Linked DNA regions of Homo sapiens: region 2 is linked to region 1. Evidence: read pairs that join two places in POLR2A ChIA-PET (ENCODE). Cell type or tissue: Caco-2. All regions are shown on one strand. Each heading gives the region's core, and the rest is flanking DNA. Links, peaks and the distances in the headings are about the cores only.

What was found. ChIA-PET counts read pairs that join two places held together with the same protein. Peaks named below come from ENCODE experiments on the same cell type or tissue, not always from the same donor. Only the 100,000 strongest peaks of a DNase experiment are listed, where the experiment ranks them.
Region 2: POLR2A ChIA-PET joins it to region 1 with 6 read pairs; 3 of 35 experiments call an interaction of 5 or more read pairs at or near these places.

Annotation. Positions count from the first base shown.
Region 1 is chr6:21,824,584-21,827,498 of GRCh38, forward strand. The region is part of intron 4 of CASC15 (cancer susceptibility 15); the gene reads left to right. It overlaps LOC105374970 (a long non-coding RNA gene), which reads right to left. Exons shown (of 3, transcript XR_926573.4): 2 at 1,664-1,807; 3 at 1,197-1,285. Among named protein-coding and RNA genes, the nearest start is that of CASC15, 160 kb to the left of the region's middle. In Caco-2, for the core only: no CTCF peak of the experiment used is centred there; a DNase peak (open chromatin) is centred at 1,618.
Region 2 is chr6:21,737,641-21,740,555 of GRCh38, forward strand. The region is part of intron 2 of CASC15 (cancer susceptibility 15); the gene reads left to right. Among named protein-coding and RNA genes, the nearest start is that of CASC15, 73 kb to the left of the region's middle. RefSeq lists an enhancer at 1,164-2,086. In Caco-2, for the core only: no CTCF peak of the experiment used is centred there; no DNase peak of the experiment used is centred there.

The DNA.
Region 1 (2,915 bases), core at 161-2,660:
ACGTATCTGATGTTATACTAAATATTTGTTTGCTGACTGGTTTACTGTTGGCCGGTCTCCTAGAATGTAAACATTGTAGGCAACAACTTTGACTCTGTTCATTCAGAAGAGCGCTCGGCCTGGCAAATACACAAGTATTTGTTGGATTAATTAATTAATTAAATTTAATGCCATGAAACACACCAATCAAGGAGATAGATCCCCCTAAGGTTAAGCTTATTCCAAATTCTAAGTTTGGTATCTTTGAAACCTTGCTCCTTTCTCTCCGGCCTCAGTAACACTATCTTTTGTTGCATGAGAAAAAAAAAACTCCCAAAGAACATTATTTTGGGAGGAAGAGAGGCAAATGAATATGGGTGTCAGGTTATCAAGTAAATATTGGAACAATTTATAGCCTATGATTGGGAATGTTTATTTTGCTTAAATGTGTATTTGGTCTGACCTTGCAGTTAGAGTTACTCAGGAAGTTGCCTAAATGTTAATGAATGTTTATGATGTGGACTATAAGCTGAAAGCACTTAAAATATAAATATTTAAGCCATATGTTAAAAAATAACCAGAGCATTTGCAGCTATTTTGGATTGTGGAGGGAAATTGCCTGATTTATTGATAGAGCTGGGAATTTGGAGTCCTGGGTTCTAGTTCCATTCCTGCTTTTGGCAGCACTTCACAAAATGTCTATGTTTAATAAATGTTTAATAGGACAATATTAATCCTTTTAAAAATAATATCTTTGTATCGCTTAGACTTTTTTTGTGCTCCAATTTCTCCAGCTTTTTTTTTTTTTTTTGAGATGGAGTCTCACTCTGTCACCCAGGCTGGAGTGCAGTGGCAGGATCTTGGCTTACTGCAAGCTCTACCTCCCGGGTTCAAGCAATTCTCTTGCCTCAGCTTCCTGAGTAGCTGGGATTGCAGGTGCATGTCACCACGCCCGGCTAACTTTTGTATTTTTAGTAGAGACGGGATTTCACCATGTTGGCCAGGCTGGTCTCAAACCCCTGACCTCAAATGATCCACCCGCCTTGGCCTCCCAAAGTGCTGGGATTACAGGCATGAGCCACCTCACCCGGCCCCAGTTTCTCCAACTTTATTGATATTTTGTTAGCTTGCTCCTCAGGGTTTTCTTTAAACAAAAAAAAAAGCCAGAAGTTTCCCACGTGTGTGTGTGTGTGTGTGTGTGTGTGTGTGTGTGTGTGTGTGTGTGTATTTGCAGGGAGTTTGATTCCGTCTTCTCATTAGTGCCGCATTAATACATTTTTCTGCCTCACATTTGTTTAAGCTTCACCTGAAAAAACAAAGTAATGTCGTACTTAAAATAGAGTATAACTGTACCTCATGTAGTAAACGTAATTTATAAAGAACCGAACTAGATGAATTTTGATGGGGAAAAGGGAATGTTGTTTCCAATGAAGGTAACCAAAGATGAGAGCTTTGTTATCCCAAGCACAGAGGCTGGACCTGGATAAATCTTGAAAGCAAGCAACTAGGCACAAACCAGGTGCCTATCGAAAGAGGTCCCTTTACCACCATTAGTGTTATCAGGGCTTTTATGTCAAACTTCTGTCTGTACTGTGCTGGGTGAATTTTTAACTGAACAGGCTTTACAATTGGAGCAATGGGGCTAAAACCACTTCAGAATTCCAGAGGCCTTACTCAGCCCCACCTCTCAGTTGGCTCTTTCCATGCACTCATCTCTCTGCGGGGCTTTCTCGAGGTGTGGTCCTGGGACCACCGGCATCCGATCACTTGTGGCACTTGTTAAAGCTGCTAATTCCTGGTTTCGACGGTAGACCTGCTGAATCAGAAACTGTTGGGGAAGAGTCTTGAAATCTTCATTTTTAACAAGCACCTATCAGGTGATTCTTAGGCACATTAAAATTTGAGAGCCTGTGATATATTCCCAGATTAGTACTGTCACATCTCTTAAGGTGGCACTTTATTTTACTTTTATTTTTTAACTTTTATTTTTATTTATTTATTTATTTTTTTGAGACCGATCATACTCTGTCTCCAAGGCTGGAGTGCAGTGGCGCGATCTTGGCTCACTGTATCCTGAGGCGATTCTCCTGCCTCAGCTCCTTGAGTAGCTCGAACTACAGGCAGGCGCCACCATGCCTGGCTAATTTTTGTATATTTAGAGAGACAGGGTTTCGCCATATTGGCCAAGCTTGTCTCAAACTACTGACCTCAGGTGATCTGCCTGCCTTGGCCTCCCAAAATGCTGGGATTACAGGTGTGAGCCGCTGCACCCAGCTGGCACTTGATTTTATATCTTTTTCTGGACTGTGCTATGCTATGAGTGGAGGGGAGAAAACTGAAATATGGAGAAAGATCTTTGTTCTCCTCCAGCTCCAGTTCCTTAATAAAGTTCATAGGAGGAACAGAGAGCCTATACACTCATTTCTTCAATGTGCCTGCTCTTTAGCGGGATATCCTATATCTACTAGATTTTAACATACTGATTTACATAAGCAAGGAACACTTCGACAGACCATTGAGAAAATCTGTGAGCTTAGCAAGAGCACGCCACTGATGCGCGTCACCGTTGGGTGAGGATGTTATCTGGCTGACCAAGCCAGATGCGTTTAATATGCAGGGTGGGTTGGGGCTAACATTTCAGTACTGAGTGACATTGAGGACTGGTTAATGTGATTGACTGATGTGGAATCTTCTCCCACACGGTATATGGTGGGTCTTACGAGAGAGTTGGGTAAAAATAGTGTGCTAAAGGTTCAAAAATGGAACATATGTGGTCAAACCTCTGTGATACTTGTTTATGAAGACTGTAAGGGTTGGAGTTTCCTGATGTGTGAAATGCAGCCCTACTAATGTAAGGGTATAGTCTGCCTGAGTTTTTCAGGAGTGGGCTCAGGGAGGATGCTTTCAAACCCTTTCGAACAGTTAGGAATTCTGGA
Region 2 (2,915 bases), core at 323-2,822, 87 kb before region 1:
CTACACAGCAAGTAAATTGTAGTACTTGCATTTTTGGTTTCAATGATGTATATATAGAACCATGATGAATGGAATTATAGTCAAGTTCTGGTAATTTTAATGTATCGTCTCAGTTGTGGGTAGGGATAAGGTAGGGTCATTCATTAAATAACCATTCATTGATTAACATGTGTGAGGTGTGATTTTATGATTTTTATGAGGAAATAAACAAAAAAAAATGTGTTTTTTTGCTTGTAAGTAGTTCTCAACTTGTTAGGGGAGATAGATGCATGAGAAGTAGTTACAATCTCTAATGTGTTAAGTAAGAGAGAGGTAAGGAAGGGAGGGACAAAGGAGGAACTGATTGATTTGGCTTGGGTGCAGGGAGAGGGGCCTTAAGTATGAGTTGAGAGTCCAGGAGTTCAAGACCAGCCTCGGAAATACAGTGAGACCCCATTCTCTACAAACTAACTAAATAAATAAATATAAAAAATTTTAAGAATTAGCTGGACATGGTGGCGTGTGCCTGTAGTTCCAACTACTTGGGAGGTTGAGGCAGAAGGATTGCCTGATCCTGGGAGGTCCAGGTTACAGTGAGCACTGCACTCCAGCCTAGGCAACAGAGTAAGACATTGCCTCAAAAAAAAAAAAAAGAAAATAAAAGAAAAAAAAGTATCAGTAGAGAGTGGTAGGCAATGAGTGCCAATGAGACTGGAGTGGTGACATTCCAAGCATAGAAAAGAGACTGTGCAGAGCACAGAGGAAGATGTGGAGATCCCTGAGTAGTGTGCCTGGAGTATGAGATACAAGGGCCAGGGGACAACTGGAGATGAGGATGGACAAGGGCTGGGTGGAGACTCTGTGGGGGCTCTTAACCTTCTGTAGATTAGTTTTTTTTTTTTGTAGGTACCGGTGTTTTTGAGAGTGAAAGCAGGTCCTGACTACTGGTTTGTTTTATAGTAAATATCTCAATCCAGATCTCAGGTCTAGCTGAGGCAGGAGCCTTGGGCAAATAGTAAACAGGGACTGGAATTGGTCACAGGAGCTGTGTCATCACCCTTGCTCTTCAAATTATAAAGGAAGCCTAAACACACAAACTCCAGTGTGGGCCGGGCTGACTGCCAGATGTGCACAGGATCATTGTACAAAGTGGCAAGATTCTCTTGGATATTGGTTTATCTATTTGCTTAGAATGAAGAGAAATAAGGGTGAACTTGAAGTTTTTCTTGTTATCGTATTTTGACTTGCAAATCTGAGTAAAACTGATGGTGCAATCTCCTTTCTATGTGGGGCTGACCTCAGAAGAGTAGTGGCTTGTAGTGTAAATAAAATAGGAGCAACAGCAAACAATTAAAATACTGAATCCAGGTCACCTAGCACTCGGTGGGGTAAGGACTACTCAGACCCAGCACTTGTATAACCCGTATAACTGGATTTACATGTTCTGGCCCCCTATTCAATGTCTGACAAGCAGTTTTAATAAAAAAAAAAAAAACTTTACATTTTTATATACCTAGTAGCATTGTTAATCCTGTTTGTTTCTCAATTCAGTAACAAACAGGATAAATAACAAATATTTATCAAATACCTTCTATGTGCTAGGTTAAATTTTAGGAAAGCTTAAAATCACCTTCTCCAAGGTGATTTTCCCAGCTCATTTCCAAAAAAACACTTGCCACAGAGACTTCAGAGTCTTTGAGTGAAAACTTTGTCATTAATTGATTAATTTTATTCATTCAATAGAGATTTATTCTGGACACTTACAAAGTACCAGGCATGATGTTAGGCACTGGCACTGGGAGTTTGGTGCTGAACACTGCAGGCCCTATCCTTGTCTTCGTGGAGTTTCCATGCTAGGGGGATATTGACAAATAATAATAGCATTGCAGTGTAGCATGATAAATCATTTGAACGAGTAAATATAAGGTGCTTTGGGAGAGTGAGCAGGGGTTGCCTAACCCAGACTTAGAGGAAAGGCTTCTGGGAGAATGTCATATGTAAGCAGAGACTTGATGAAGAGCAAGAGTGGGTCAAAGGATGGAAAAGGGGGAGGATGGGTTAGGATTGGGGTGGGAGGCATCACAGGCATTCACAAGGTCATGTGCCAGAGCCCACTGTGTGCGTGTGGTGGTCCAGGGTGGGAGGTGTTGGGAGGGAATAAAAGCAATTTAGCTTGGCTATAGTGTGGAGTGTGAGGTGGAAGTAGAGAAATGGGGCTGGAGCATTGCACAGATCCTGAACATACTTTGAGCTCCGTAAAGGTGTTTGGAATTTATCCTAATGCCAATAGGAGACTGACTTTCCTAGAACGATCTCTGTAGCTGGTGTGTGAAGGATGGATGGGGTGAGGCAAACTGGAAGACAGGTAGACCAGTTAGGAAGTTTCCACAGTAATCCGGTGGGGAGATAATAGTAGCCCTAATTAGGGGAGTGGCTGTAGGAATGCGGAAAGTGGCTGGAGTCCAGAGCTCTTTAGGAGGTGGATTTCAGATTGGACTTGGTGACTGAATGGAGGTGGGGGTCTTGGGGAACTGGTAAGAAGGGGACGCTGTTCCTTGTGCAAACACAATGCTTGTCTCTGGGGGTGGGTATTATTTTCAGTGTAATTAAAAAAAATATTAAAACTGATCTAAGAAACCTTTAAATTGTCTGCTAGCTCAGCCAGGATACAGATGCTTTGGAGGGAGGAAAGAAATACGTTCAGAAGGGTGAATGCACTCCAATTTTGATTTTTCTCTCTCTCCTTTCAAATTTCAAGGCTGGTTGCATATGCCTCATTAGCTCACGGGAGACTGTGATCCTATAATCTTTTTTCATATTCAGAAAACTAGAGATGTTAAACTTCCTTGGAGAAGGTGATTTTTGCAGCCTTTGAATAAAAGCACTTCCAGTTCTACCTTTAGTTGAAAATCAATGGTGTCTAATGTGTATGAGAA